3 separate regions of the Homo sapiens genome follow, and all the other regions are linked to region 3. A link is a contact called in ENCODE Hi-C or POLR2A ChIA-PET data. All regions are on one chromosome and are shown on one strand. Each heading gives the region's core, a stretch centred on a gene start or an enhancer-like site at or near the end of the contact. The rest is flanking DNA. Distances are from core to core; before and after follow the strand shown. Region 1 holds the start of MEX3C (mex-3 RNA binding family member C). Region 2 holds the start of ATP5F1A (ATP synthase F1 subunit alpha). Region 3 overlaps SMAD7 (SMAD family member 7).

The links. Hi-C counts contacts between places; a loop is a spot of excess contacts on that map. ChIA-PET counts read pairs that join two places held with the same protein, here RNA polymerase II (POLR2A). Pooled maps may share reads with other maps.
Region 1: a loop to region 3 is called in a map with no recorded cell type, with 7 times the contacts of the local background. The contact joins the promoter of MEX3C here to the enhancer-like site in region 3. A Hi-C loop is called at or near these places in 1 of 168 maps with a recorded cell type or tissue (naive thymus-derived CD4-positive, alpha-beta T cell), 1 of 37 single-sample maps with no recorded cell type and 9 of 50 pooled maps.
Region 2: a pooled map shows a loop between it and region 3 (7-fold over the local background). The contact joins the promoter of ATP5F1A here to the enhancer-like site in region 3. A Hi-C loop is called at or near these places in 4 of 50 pooled maps. POLR2A ChIA-PET finds 5 or more read pairs at or near these places in 2 of 52 experiments (WTC11 and activated T-cell).

What each region holds. Positions count from the first base shown.
Region 1 is chr18:51,195,498-51,200,037 of GRCh38, forward strand. It overlaps MEX3C (mex-3 RNA binding family member C), which reads right to left and starts at 2,184. Exons shown (of 2, transcript NM_016626.5): 1 at 1,070-2,184. The coding sequence starts at 1,823. RefSeq lists enhancers at 188-809, 438-487, 2,608-2,697 and silencers at 1,148-1,197, 1,218-1,267, 1,528-1,607, 1,748-1,857, 1,878-2,407.
Region 2 is chr18:46,095,670-46,100,274 of GRCh38, forward strand. ATP5F1A (ATP synthase F1 subunit alpha) reads right to left here and starts at 2,627. Exons shown (of 12, transcript NM_004046.6): 1 at 2,503-2,627. The coding sequence starts at 2,562. RefSeq lists enhancers at 1,993-2,052, 2,027-3,226, 2,143-2,292.
Region 3 is chr18:48,933,590-48,938,495 of GRCh38, forward strand. The region is part of intron 3 of SMAD7 (SMAD family member 7); the gene reads right to left. Among named protein-coding and RNA genes, the nearest start is that of SMAD7, 15 kb to the right of the region's middle. RefSeq lists enhancers at 1-147, 1,589-1,658. Within about 2 kb of position 1,647, at least 24 of the 41 ENCODE cell types and tissues checked have a DNase peak (open chromatin) inside an H3K27ac peak, as active enhancers do.

The sequences.
Region 1 (4,540 bases), core at 934-3,433, 2.3 Mb after region 3:
AAGATGAGATCATTTAAGCGGCAGCGCCATCATCTCTCTTTATTTGACCCCAACAATGCTCTCAACCTAACAGTAAAGAGGCATGCAACAACCAGGCTAAACCACATTGTCATGCGGTGGCAGCAGGTAACATCTGCCCCTTTCATAAAGGGGAAATGCTACCATAAAGAACTTAGGACCTTCCCTAAAAATGTCGGATACAGAGGTACCCCAGGCATCCCCTTCCCCCACCTTCACAAATCTACTCCTGGAATCTGAGACACAGGTCCTTTGTCTGAACAATGTGGGAGGAGTCTGTCTGCAGTACTGGTGTGCTGGCAAGTGAAGAGGAGAATTAACTGAAAACTGTATAAACCGATGAAGTTTCTTAATTACCTTAGTGTCCATTTTTTCTTCATCCTGCACACTGAACAGTTTTAAAAGACAGCCAGTGTGTCAGTGTGTCTTTCCGAGAGTTGAAACGTACCGAGAGAAATACAGTTAAGATAGGCGGCAGTGAGTTGGGCTGCTTTTCCAAAGCTAAGTTTCTCAACAGCGGAGGGGCAGGGGATGGCGGTGATACCGACCATTTGAACACCCCTTCCCTCCCCAGTGAGCTCTGTCTACAGGCCTCCATTTCTGTTCTTTTCTCCATCTGAACAAGTTCTTGTAAGGGAGGCTGAACGCTTTTAGAAGACACTCGGCGGCGCAAACTTGCAATCTCGAAGCTTTCCGTACCCAACAGCGAACCCACAACTCCTCGAGCCCGACCTTTTACCACCTCACTGAGGTTTCTGGTGCCACGCCAGCCTGGTGTTCCACGAATACAGCCCAAGTAACGTGAACACCACCGGACTGGGTCGCCCGAGAAACTTCACACTTTTTACCAGGCAAGACGGGCGGAAAAGCGTGGGTTTTCGCAAGGTGACCCATCTTCACATCTGGTCGACCCTCGGCTCCTCCCAGACCCCTTCGCGGTGGACTTGGGGGCCTCGCCGGGTTCGCCTTTTCCGTCCCACGCTCCTTTCTCTCGTCTCCCCACCCACGCCCGGGGCCATGCCCAGCTGGACCTCCCCACCCCTGCACTCACCCTGGCGGCCGACGATCTCGGCGACGTGCTCGGAGCTGGGCACCGGGACGCACTCGGTGGTGTTGACGCTCTTTCTCCGGAGCAGGGCCGCCTGCTCCCCGTTCAGGGCGGCCGCCGCCGCCCCACAACCGCCGGGGCCGTAGGCGTGGGACAGCATCGCCGCCATCATGCCCTGGGCATCGTCCCCTCCGTACAGCACCCCCGCCGCCGCCGCCGCGGCCGCCGCCTCCCGGGCATCGAACCTGGCGGCTGGCAGCAGCACAGACCCCAGGGACCCGCCCGGGATCTGCTGGGTCTGAGAGGCGGTGGCCGCGGGCGGCGACAGCAGCAGCAGCGACGACCGGTCCTCCTCCTCTGCTTCCTCCAGCTCCTCCTCCTCCAGCAGGTCTCCGTCCAGCTCCGCTTCCTCCCCCTCCTCCTCGTCCTCTTCCAGCTCCAGCTCGGCCGCCTCCGGGGCCCCGGGCCGGCCGGGCGGAGCCCGCTCCTCTGGAGACAGCTCCGCCGCCCGCCGGGCCTGGCCCTGCGCCGCCGCTGCCGGGGCCCGAAGCGCCGGGGCGCCGGGCTCCGCCGGGCTGGGGTCGTCGAGGCCTAGCGCGGCCAAGCGCTCCCTCAGCAGGAGCCCGTCCCCCTCGAGCTCCGGGCCGCCCGAGGGCGGCGGCAGAGGCGGCGGTGGCGGCGGCGGCGGCGGGGGCGGCTGCGGCAGGGGGGCCGGGGCCGCCGCCAGGGCCAGGGCCGCGGAGCTGCCGCTGGGCATCGCGGCGGCGCGCTGTCAATGGCGGCGGCGGCGGCCGGGTCAGGCGCGGCAGGCGGCGAGCCCCATGGCGGACAGGGCCAGGGCCCTGCTCAGCTCGCAAACACCTTTCCTCTGGGGAGGCGGCGGGGCTGGGGACCCGGGCCGAGGAGCGCCAGGGCCGCCCGGAGACCGGAGAGGGCGGGGTGGAGGGGCAGGGGAAGGAGGCAGAGGTAGGTAACTAGGTGGGTGGGTGGGGACGGCGGCGGGGCGGGCTGGTGGAGGTGGCAGCGGCTCCCCTCTCAGTGTTTCTTTTGTTTCATGGCCTTAACCAGCCCCCGGCGCGCGCGGCGGCGGCGGCTACGCCCCACGCCGCTCTCCGAATGAAGCCGGCGCGCTCTGATTGGGTGCTTTTAATCTCTGGGAGCCCGCCTTCTCCTCCCGCAGCCTTCCAACTCCTTTCCCCAGCCCCACCCCCCACCCTCCTTCGGGCCCCGCCCCTCCCCTCCCCAGAGCTCTCTGATTGGGTGACCGGGACCAGCCAGTTCCCGAAGCCTACTCCTTCCGTCCTCTCCCCGCCCACCTCCCTCTCATTCCTCCCGGCACGCGCGGAGAGGGACTGTGATTGTTCACTTTACACGTCACTCTTTGTGACGTCCCCGGCGGGGGCGGGAAAAAGGAGGCGGACGAAGGCGCTGCAGCAGAGGCTGAAACTAAGGGCCAAGCGGGGTTTTGGCGCAGGCGCGTGCGGTCGAAGCGCACACCTGGATTTGTTTCCCCCCAACCCTTCATCCCTGTAGCCCATGTGGCTGAGTTCTTTTAGGGAAGGCACTGTGTGAGCGGCCTGGAGCAGAGCTGCAGGCATAGGTTCGAGAGCATTGTTTCCTTGGGTTGAGGAAGAGATCGCCCCCTTCAGAGGAAGGGCCTTAAGAAGAGTCACGGAAGGAGGGGCCACGCAGTATCCTCCTATCCCCTCGCGGGGGCGGTTTCCTGAGCCGCGTGGCTCCCGGGCCTTCCCTCTCGGACTCGGGAATGCTCCTCCCACGCCCCGCTGGCCCGGCTTCTCTGCCGGCAGGATGGTTACATCAGCAGCCTGGAGGTGCTGAAGTTTAGCTCTTCGGGGTTTTTTGTTTTTTTTTTTTAAACGGAGTCCAGCTCTGTCGCCCAGGCTGGAGTGCAGTGGTGCGATCTTGGCTCACTGCAACCTCCGCCTCCCGGGCTCAAGAGCTTCCCCTTGCAGTGGCTCACGCCTGTAATGCCAGCACTTTGAGAGGCTCAGGCGGGCGGATCACGAGGTCAGGTCAGGAGTTCGAGACCAGCCTGATCAACATGGTGAAACCCCGTCTCTACTAAAAATACAGAAATTAGCCGGGCATGGTGGCGCACGCCTGTAATCCCAACTACTCGGGAGGCGGAGGCAGGAGAATCGCTTGAACCCGGGAGGTGGAGGTTGCAGTGAGCCAAGATCATGCCACTGCACTCCAGCCTGGGCGACAGAGCGAAACTGCGTCTCAAAAAAAAAAAAAAAAAAAAAAGAGTTTCTCCTGTCTCAGCCTCCCGAGTAGCTGGGATTACAGGCACGTGCCACCACGCCCAGCTAACTTTTGTATTTTTAGTAGAGACGGGGTTTCACCATGTTGGCCAGGCTGGTCTCGAACTCCTGACCTCAAGTGATACGCCCGCCTCGCCCTCCCAAAGTGCTGGCATTACAGGCGTGAGCCACCTCGCCCAGCTCTTTGGTGCTTTTTAAGAAAATGAATCCCCGTTTCCTCCTCCCTAGACACTCTTCCCACAGTATTGCTCAGGTGATCTCACGCAGTGGCTATCTTTTCTAGAGGTTATTATTTCTGTTTTTGTTGAGACAAGAGTCTCACTCTGTCGCCTAGGCTGGAGTGCAGTGACATGATCACAGCTCACTGCTGCCTTGACCTCCTAGGCTCAAGTGATCATCCCGCCTCAGCCTCCCCAGTGCATCACCACGCCCGGCGCGCATCACCACACGTGGCTAATTTTGTTTATCTTTTGTAGAGACTGGGTTCTTACCCTGTTGCCCAGGCTGGTCTCAAACTCCTGGGCTCAAGCGATCCTTCCACCTGGGCCTCTCAAAGTGCTGGGATCACAGGCGTGAGCCACCGCGCCTGGCCTCTAGGGGGTATTTTTAAATGGCTTGTTAAAAATTATGCTTCTTAACTTTCCTCTGTCTTAGGCTGTGACTAGCCCGTCTATCCCTTTAGTACTAAGTCCTGCCAGGTTAATCTTAGCCAGCAGCTTGGTCCTATACCTACAGATACAATGTAACAATGTAATTTTAAAATTTCTAAATGACCCCTTTAAAGCAAGAAGAAACATAGTTTTAATAAATACACTTAGTTCAATATGTCCAAAATAGTATTTCAACATGTAAGCCATATAAAATTACTGATAATGTTTACAGTTCTTTTGCATTAAGCCTTTGAAACCAGGGTGTGTTTTACACTTCCAGAAGTTCTTTTCACACTAACTGCATTTCAAGTACTACTCAGTAAGTACTCTAAATTTCTTGATTTTAAAATTATAACGGGACACTTTCTATATTGGATTAATTTATTATACCTAATTGCCTTAAACTCGTTTCTTAAGAGTCAACTTTAATTGAACATATACTTTTCTAAATTGTCTAGGCTGTTACCAAGACGGAGAAGGCTAAACTGTGACTTGCATTTGCTATTTTGTGCCCATAGGACATTTGCACAGTCCTACCT
Region 2 (4,605 bases), core at 1,377-3,876, 2.8 Mb before region 3:
GCAGTGGCTCAATCACGGCTCACTACAGCCTCGACTTCCTGGGCTCAGGTGATCCTCCCACCTCAGCCTCCCCAGTAGGTGGGATCACAGGAGTGCGCCACCTGGCCAGGCTAATTTTTGTACTTATTTTTTTTATAGAGACAGGATTTCATCATATTGCCCAGACTGGGCAGTAAATAAATATATATTTACTGGGCAGTAAATATATATATACACACACATTTTTTTTTTCCTTCTGAGACGGAGTCTCATTCTGTCACCCAAGCTGGAGTGCAGGGGCACGATCTTGGCTCATTGCAACCTTCACCTCCCAGGTTCAAGCGATTCTCATGCCTCGGCCTCCTGAGTAGCTGGGACTACAGGCGACCACCACCATGCCCGGCTAATTTTTTTATTTTTAGTAGAGACAGGGTTTCGCCATGTTGGCCAGGTTGATCTCGAACTCCTGACTTCAGGTGATGCACCCACCTTGGCCTCCCAAAGTGCTGGAATTACAGACGTCAGCCACTGCACCCGGCCTGGCAGTCAGTATTTTAAAAAGCAACTATTGGCAGGGCACGGTGGCTCATGCCTGTAATCCCAGCACTTTGGGAGGCCAAGGCGGGCGGATTACCTAAGGTCGGGAGTTGGAGACCAGCCTGACCAACATGGAGAAACCCCGTCTCTACTAGAAATACAAAATTAGCTGGGCGTGGTGGCACATGCCTGTAATCCCAGCTACTCGGGAAGCTGAGGCAGGAGAATCGCTTGAACCTGGGAGGCAGAGGTTGTGGTGAGCCAAGATCGCGCCACTGCACTCCAGCCTGGGCGACAAAAGCAAAACTCCGTCTCAAAAAAAAAAAAAAAAAGCAACTGTTAACAAAATGTAAGTGTCTTTCCCTTTAAAGGTACCCAATTTTTATTATTTTGACTTTAGATGTATTTTAATGGAGTTGCAGGAATTCTAAGATAAACAGCTTCCTACAAGGGGCAAAACTCAAAGTAGTTCCAATTTTACTTAAAAACAACAACAACAACAACGACAACAAGCGGCCGGGCACGACGGCTCATGCTTGTAATCCCAGCACTTCAGAAGGCCGAGGCGAGCGGATCACCTGACGTCAGGAGTTCAAGACCAGCCTAGCCAACATGGTGAAACCCCGTCTCTACGAAAAACTACAAAAAGTAGCAGGGCATGACGGCGGGTGCCTGTAATCCCAGCTACTCGGGAGGCTGAGGTGGGAGAATCACTTGATCCTGGGAGGCGGTGGTTGCAGTGGGCGGAGATCACGCCATTGCAATCCAGCCTGGGCGACTGAGCGAGACACCATCTCAAAAAAAAAAAAAAAAAAAAAAAACAAGCAAACAAAAACTGAATAAATGCTAGAGTTAGATTAGAAACCAAGAGTTGTGGCATGTGGACTTATTTTACTCTCTCAACAAATCCTGCAGCCACCTGGAACTTCCTTCAGTTTCTCCTTCAAGTTGTAATACTGCGACTGGTCACTGTCAATTCTGAAGCCTCTACCTTCCATAGGAGCTAGATGAAAACCGTTAAAAATGCTTTTTTGTTAACAGAAACCCAAGATGCTACCAGCGGTTGTTAAGGCAGCAAAACAGCCAACATGTTTATTTCACCTTTCAAATTGAGATTACTTTTAGAACAAAAAAAAAGTGTCAGTGTCAATGCGTTTACACTGAAATCATGTTAATTTCAAGGGAAACAAATAACGAAGGGTATTAATCCTTACAGCCATTTTCCAACCTTGTTCTCTTTTACTTGAATTCTCCATCACTAAAAATTACTCAAAACCAGGTGGAAAACTCAAGGACAAATTCTTTAAACACGTCCAAGTGCCACAAAGCACACACTCTGCCGGAGAGACAATTTAGAAACCAGCTTCACTGTTGTCACAGTGCTGGCCACATGAAATGGTTCTTTGCACCTGCAGGACGTTTTCACGGTCGTTTCGTATTCAGCACTAAGAGAAAGCCTACGTAAGTATTCCAAAAACCACCTTCATTTATTCCTTTCCTCTAAACTGAGCTCCAGGCAGAGGTGAAATGCTGGGCCTGCTGACCTTCACACAATGTCAGACTCCACTGACTAGCTTCAACAAGAGCTGACAGCAGTTTTCTGACCTTCAGCGGGACGCGACCCTAAGAATCGAAAGAGAGGAACCTCACCGATTCAGAACAGGCCTCGGAGAGCTAGCGCCCAAGCCCTGACCTTCACCCAAGATCCCCCTTCTAGGGCCGCTGTCAGCCGAAGACAGGAATCTTGAGGCCCTGTCTCTGGACACCATCGAGTTAACTGTCTGCCCTGTACCATTCTGCCTCTGCGCAGGTGACGAGCAAAAGGGCACCTGTGTCGCCTGCTCTGTCCAGCCGGAGAAGCCACGGGTGCAAGATGGCGGCATTCGCCACAGCCCCTCGCCCTCCTGCAGAGAGCGCCCGAGCCGGCGCACCACCACCCTGCAGCCCCACCCGGCCGCCTGCATCATGCCGGCCTTCGGTGCTCACCAGTCCGGCCCGCCGAGGAAGGGCGCGGACCACGGCCGCAGCAACGCGCACGGACAGCATCTTTGCAGTTACTCCGCAGGCGGTACTTCTGCAGCCGCAGCCTCCGGACTGACTGGGACAAAATGGCCGAGCCGCAAAGAAGGTCAAGACAGCCGGCCCACCTGACCCGGAAGTACTGCCCCTCGCGTTCACCACCTCTCCCCCCGCCCCCGCCGCCACTCTGCATTTTTTGGCAGGTTACTTATTTTTTTATGTAACATTTTTAAGTTTAAACCTCAAAATGAATGATTAGATATATTCCGGCTTTGGTCCTGGCATTCGTTATACATTTATTTTGGTCTTTTGAGTCGACCTTGTGGTTGCCCCGGGTGACCACGTGGGTAGCTGAATCTGCTAAGCAGCAGTTCCCAGGCCCCATCTGGTGCTAGAGGATGAGGGCCTCACCCGTCTGGGGTCGCGGCTGTCTTGAGGACCAGGGCGATTAATAGTGTCGGTAGTGTTAGACCGTGGTTTAGCACGAGTAGCAACAGTGAACAGCTAAACCCCGGGACTGGCCACCAGCAGGGAGCCTCCCACGGAGCCCGTTAATCTGCAGATCTTAGCCCCACTTCAGACCCTCTGAGTCGAAAATTCGGGGCAATCTGAATTTTTAACAAACACCAGCACCGTTCCACGTGATCCGATCTGCGCTCAGGTTAAAGATTCCCAGCTTTTTTAGATTCATTCTAAAAGAATCCTGTCAGTGAATTAGAGCAAACTGTTTAAAAATCCTGATAACCGGGGGAGGGGAGCATCAAGATAAATAGCTAATACATGCGGAGCTTAATACCTAGGTGATGGGATGATAGTTACAGCAAACCACCATGGCACACATTTACCTGTGTAACAAACCTGCACGTCCTGGACATGTATTCCGGAACTTTAAATTAAAAAAAATATATCAACAATCACAAGGAGGCCTAGAAGAGTCATTGCCAATCCTACTGAGAATTGTCCAGAATCAGAAGTTTACACCAGGATAGGACGAGGACTCGCTTTTTCCTCTGCCAACATCTAGTTCATGCTATTGGGAACTCTGCTTCTTCATTTGGAGTCAAAGGGAGATGATGAAAAAACACTTTCTATGCTTACCTGGATGGGCTTTTTTTTTTTCTCCACAGAATTACCATACTGAGATTTTTGTGATATATGCAAGATTTGTGTGTGTGTGTGATGCTGGTTATTATTATGTCATAGTGGACACTTATTAACGTTGCCTTCACTTTTCTTTTTTTTTTATTTATTTATTTTATTTTATTTAAGACAGGGTCTCACTCTGTTGCCCAGGAAAGAGTGCAGTGGGTTTATCACCATTCATTGCAGCCTGGAACTCCTGGGCTGGAGCAATCCTCTGACCTCAGCCTGTGCCCCTGTGGTCCCACCACCATGCCTGGCTAATTTTTTTGTAAAGACGGCGGTGGTGGGCAGGGCGTGGGGGGAGGTCTCTCTATGTTGCCCAGGCTGGTCTCGAACTCCTGGCTTCAAGTGATCCTTCCTCCTCAGCCTCTGCGCTGGGCCCGCTTTTCACCGTTTGGAGAAGCATTTTCAGTTCCATCCCCCAAATCCTGGCTTACACCTAGAACCTGAATTTTGGTGAGGCAAATAAATATCCGGGCTACAAGGGTCATCTCCTGAAACATGGCTTGTAAACACGTGATTAGCCATCCTTTTCTCTAGTATCCTACTCTTTTCAAGGTAAGCCATGGGAAAATAGAGCAGCAGTTCTCCTGGGAATCAGGGGTACAAAAAGGCTGTCCAAGCCAGGCGCAGTGGCTCACGCCTGTAATCCCAGCACTTTGGGAGGCTGAGGCGGGTGGATCACCTGAGGTCAGGAGTTCGAGACCAGCTTGGCCAACATGGCAAAACCCCATCTCTACTAAAAATACAAAAATTAGCCCGGCATGGGGGCGGGCACCTGTAATCCCAGCTACTGGGGAGGCTGAGGCAGGAGAATTGCTTTAACCCGGGAGGCAGAAGTTGCAGTGAGCCCCAGATTGCACCACTGTCCTCCAGCCTGGGCAATAAAAGTGAAACTCCATCTAAAAAAAAAAAAAAAAAAAAAGA
Region 3 (4,906 bases), core at 397-2,896:
ACCTGAGAGGGGAGCACACCTTCCAAGCACGGAGTCAGCCAGAAGGACCAAGTCCCTCTCCTGGACTCCCCACGGAGGACACAAGAGGGAAGCCCTGTTCTGCGCTAGGTCACACTCAGCCGCCGCGGCATATGCCACTGAGAGGTGTTTCCAAGGCCGGCGCCGGCCCACCAACCTCTGTGGGCACACCACCTGCCCACAGCATTCTGCTTTGGCGTCCTGCTCTGTTTGGACAAGTTGCCCTCACCAAGTGTTCAACAATGCTTTTACACACCCCAGGGCCCTTGTTGTGTTATGAAAACAAAACAAAGCACGCTAAGGAAAAAGCTGGGAGGGTGGGGGTGAGCGTGAGTGGAGAGCGGGCCAGCCACACACACAGGTCTCTTTCTTTCTGGTCTCTGTCCTAAAGACGGCTCCTTGGCAGCACGGGCCGGGGCACTGTCCCATGCCCTGTGTCATTAGAACAATGACATCAACAAAGAGGGGATTTAGAAACCCAGAGACAAAAAATGGAACTGGACCTTATCTGCACCACTGTAGGGCTGTGATAAGCCCCCTCTCTGGGAGATGCTTCTAGGTGAACCATATCACTCCTTCCTCCAAAGCACAGCACCGTTACTGGACACAGCTGTACCAGGGCAGCTCCGAGACCCATTTCCCCTCCACTCCTCACTAGCACCCTAGAAATAGTCTCAGGAAAGTTACAGAACTCCTGCAGGATGAGGGGGACACGGTGGCTTGAAAACACGAAGGCAGCCCTGAGTTCCCGGCGGCTAAGTGCCAGGTGCCTCTGTTAGGGGAAGGCAGTACCGGGGGTGGGTAAAAAGGCTAAAGGCGTGAGTAAATTCTTACGTACCCCCCATCAAAAAAAAAAATACAATCTTTTTTTTGCAAGTTAAAACTGAGCTAATGACACTGGGTGGGGCTCAGTGTTGAGGACTCCCCAGCCAAACCAAAATTAGCTTCCAGCCAAGAGCTGCTTGGCCTTACCATTTGGGGAAGGAAGCTGAAAAAGTCATGAAAGATTCTTTAGTAAAATGGGAAATAAGGCGGCAGTTAACATTTCAACTGAAGGTGACCCTTCTGGTAAAATATTTTTTTAAATAATAAAAATAACATAAAGTTCTCAAACAGCCTCTTTCTTAAAGAAAATGGCCTACATGTTCTCGTGGGAGTGGAAGGGAAGAAAAAAAAAACACAAAACAGAAAACAGGCTAGCCGTTTCTCAGCCACTACCTTTCACGAACCACTTTTCTCTGGAGTTATTCTCAAAAAAAAAGATGATGCAATTTCCTGTCTTGTCCCAATATTTCCTGTTAACTTACAAGGTGAAAGTTATCACCCTGTTTTAAATAACTGTCCTCAACACCGCTGAAAGTCCCTTTTCCCAGCCAGTGCCCACCCCTATCAAAAAATGTCCCCATCTTAGAGTATAAATACGATCATTTTCTACACCTTTTAAGAGTTGGCTTCGTAAGAAGCCTGGTTCTCTCTCTAGCAGATACTGAATCCACGGGGCACCTTCCACGGGAGTGGAAGCCCACATCTCCCAGGTGAACCCACAGAGAGAAACAGAGAGGCTGGGGGGCAGCCGAGTCCCCCAAGTGAGCCAACAGGTTTAGGTAGAGTGGCCGGGATCAGGTGAGTGTTGCTTTCTTGGTGTGTTAACCACTAAATTGAGAACTGTGCCTCAGCAGTTAATAATATCTTCCCGCTGAAAATAGCCCGGAGAGGAAGCCTCTGTGTGACAGTAGGCAGGCAGCCAGGCTTGGGGCTAGCCATTCAATACCGAGCGAGAGGTGGTAGGGCCAGTGGTGACCTCCCTGTGGCTGTGCTTACAGTATCCTTTCACGAGGCTCCCGCAAAGGGAGGGTGCCCGGGCCAGTCACCTACGGCCACTGCAGCCCTAGAACTTGGGCAAGGACATCACAGGGACTGGGGTCTCCAGGGGCCCAGGAAGGGTCTGGATCACCAGCTTTTGGAGCCAACCCTGGCACCATCCTGGTTCGCAGTCACTGGGATGGGCAGGCCAGGGGGACCCCGCAGAGTGAGAACAAGCATATTCACTTCCCCCAGCAGAAAAGTCAGGCCGGGAATCAAACCAGAGGGAACTTTCCTGTCTCTCATTTCTGGAACCCACGAAGAAAAAAGGAAGGTCGAAGGATCAGCACAGATGTGTCTGCTTGCTCAGGTAACACACAGCAGAAGGCCAGGCGTGGTGGTACACGCCTATAATCCCAGCACTTTGGGAGGCTAAGTCGGGAGGATCACTTGAGGTTAGGAGTTCGAGACCAGTCTGGCCAACATGGTGAAACGCCCTTTCTACTAGAAAAAAATTAGCCAGGCATGGTGTGGCACGCCTGTAATCCCAGCTGCTAGGGATACTGACGCATGAGAATGGCTTGAACCCAGGAGGTGGAGGTTGTAGTGAGCCGAGATCACGCCACTGCCCTCCAGCCAGGGTGACAGAGTGAGACTCCATCTCAAAACACACACACACACACACACACACACACACACACACACACCACACACACACACACGAGATCCCAGGCAGGCTACCAGCCTTGCTCCCTGGTCCATCAATGTACTTCCCATGTGACCTCAGGGCTGCCACCAAAACAAGTGTCTACCATCATCAGGTCCTAGGCAACTAACAGAAGTCTCTCCAATTTTACTCTCCACAATCACTGTTCCTTATAGATTATCCAAGTATCTACATGTATTTAAAACCTACCGCTGGCCATTTTTTGGTCAAACTTGTGGTAAAATACACATAACTTAAAATGTGCCACCAATGGCATTGAATACATTCGGTGAACTGTGCAACCATCACCACTCTACAGTTCCAGAACATTTTCATCGTCCCAAAAGGAAACCCGGTCCCATGGGTCCCTTTTACAATCCCATTCATGACAGCAAAGCAAAACAGTGGACCATGTATAGTTAATAATAGTTTTCTCTCAAATGTCTCTACAAAGAAGCAAGAAAGTTATCTGGGAAGCTGAATCCCGAGGGATTTTAGTGTGCGAGCAAGTCCAGGAACCAGCACTTTACACCTTTTTTTTCTTCTGCCAGGTGAAGACAACTGCTTTGAGAGTGCTGCTCCGAGTTCAAGGCCTGGACCGAAGGAAGTAAAGACCAGCCTGGCCATCATAATTCTGCAAGGAATTATGACACAGTAACAACAATAATAAAGGAGCAAAGAGGCCGGGCGCAGTGGCTCATGCCTGGAATCCCAGCACTTTGGGAGGCCAAGGCGGGCGGATCACCTGAGGTCAGGAGTTCAAGACCAGCCTGACCAACATGGCAAAACCCTCTCTCTACAAAAAAGTACACAAATTAGCCGGGCGTGGTGGTGCACGCCTGCAATCCAACTACTCAGAGGCTGAGGCAGGAGAGTCCCTTGAATCCAGGAGGCAGAGGTTGCAGTGACTCGAGATCCTGCCATTGCACTCCAGCCTGGGCGACAGAGCAAAACTCCATCTCGAATTAAAAAAAAAAAAAATTAAAACATTAAAAAATTTTAAAAAGAAGCAAAGGAAGCCAAACTTGATCATGAATTCTTCGGCATTTCCTCCCTTTTCACTGCTCCACCGGCTCTGAGCTTGCCACGGAGGTCCCATAGGTGTACAAGTCTACGCAGCTACAGTCAGGCTTTGCTAAGTAAAGGCATGTGTGTGTGTGTGTGTGTGTGTGTGTGTGTGTGTGTGTGTGTAGGAAGTGAGGGGCAATCAGCATGCTACAGTGTCACCAAAAGTGACACCACCCAAAGCCTGGCCTTCACCTGGCCCTCTCCCTTTGCTGGCCCAGTTCAGCCTGGGGACAGGATGCGTGAGGCGGCAGCAGACCATCTTGTCTGGCCGGCAGAGCAGCCCAAATTTGCTCCAGAGATTTTAAATGCTGTCACCCTGTATTTAACCCCTGCCGGACTGCCTCATTCTTTCCAGGACAAAAGGGGTTTTATCAGTAAGCCCTTCTCCAGGGGGAAGTGCATGACCTGGGGCACTGCAGAAGAGGCGGGGTCCAGGACTGGTCTTCACCAGGGTGTGGGTGTGCACCAGGTGAGCCCGCCCCAGCCCTGACTCATCCTGTTGGCAGGTGTTTAAGGAGAGGCAGAAGGTGTCCCCTGAGTTCTAGGCCGTCATTTCTCACAGTGGCCTGCAGGGTACTAAGGGGATGGGAAGGAAGGAGCTTGCTCATGGTCACAAGCACCTGTCCACCTGAGTCCCCCAAAGTCCACGCTCATGAGCATTTGGATGAAAGGCCCACATGCCTGTGAGCTCAACCTGTGCCCCCTGCCCTCACTCCACAATGGCATTAGAGACCTCAGTGAAACCATGAGCTGTTTTGTAGCCAGGCAGGGGGAGGTGACTTAATTTAAAAGCAGAGCAACAGGCGCCCAGGCCCAGGTTCCCAGTTCATGATCACAATTCCAAGCCAGACAATGAATAATTGTTCACGTGCAGCTGATTAACTTTCCTTAAAACAGGATGGAGCAATGTTTCCTAAGCTACTTGGTTTGAGCCCAAGTCAACTGTGGACTGAGCCAGGGGTGCATTTTCAGATTATATAGGTATTTTTGAAGGCTCTCCTCTGAGACTATGACAGATGCCAGCAAGGATCAAAGAGAAGGAGACAGAAACATCCTTGGATGCTGAATGGATACTGACTCAAGGACGCTCCCATCCCCCAGACTTGGGGACTAGTAGCCACATATGAATCTCAAGCAAAGAGTTGGCCACCCTTGGGTTGGAGGCATGGTGCCGGGTCTCTCCAACAAGCATGACTTCGCACAGCCAAGAGATGGAGTTTCCCAGGACACGTGAGCACTTCTGTCTCCACTGCCTCCTACCTCCCTCCTTGAGATCCATGGGAGCACTTCTTTTGAAGTTTAAATAACTAC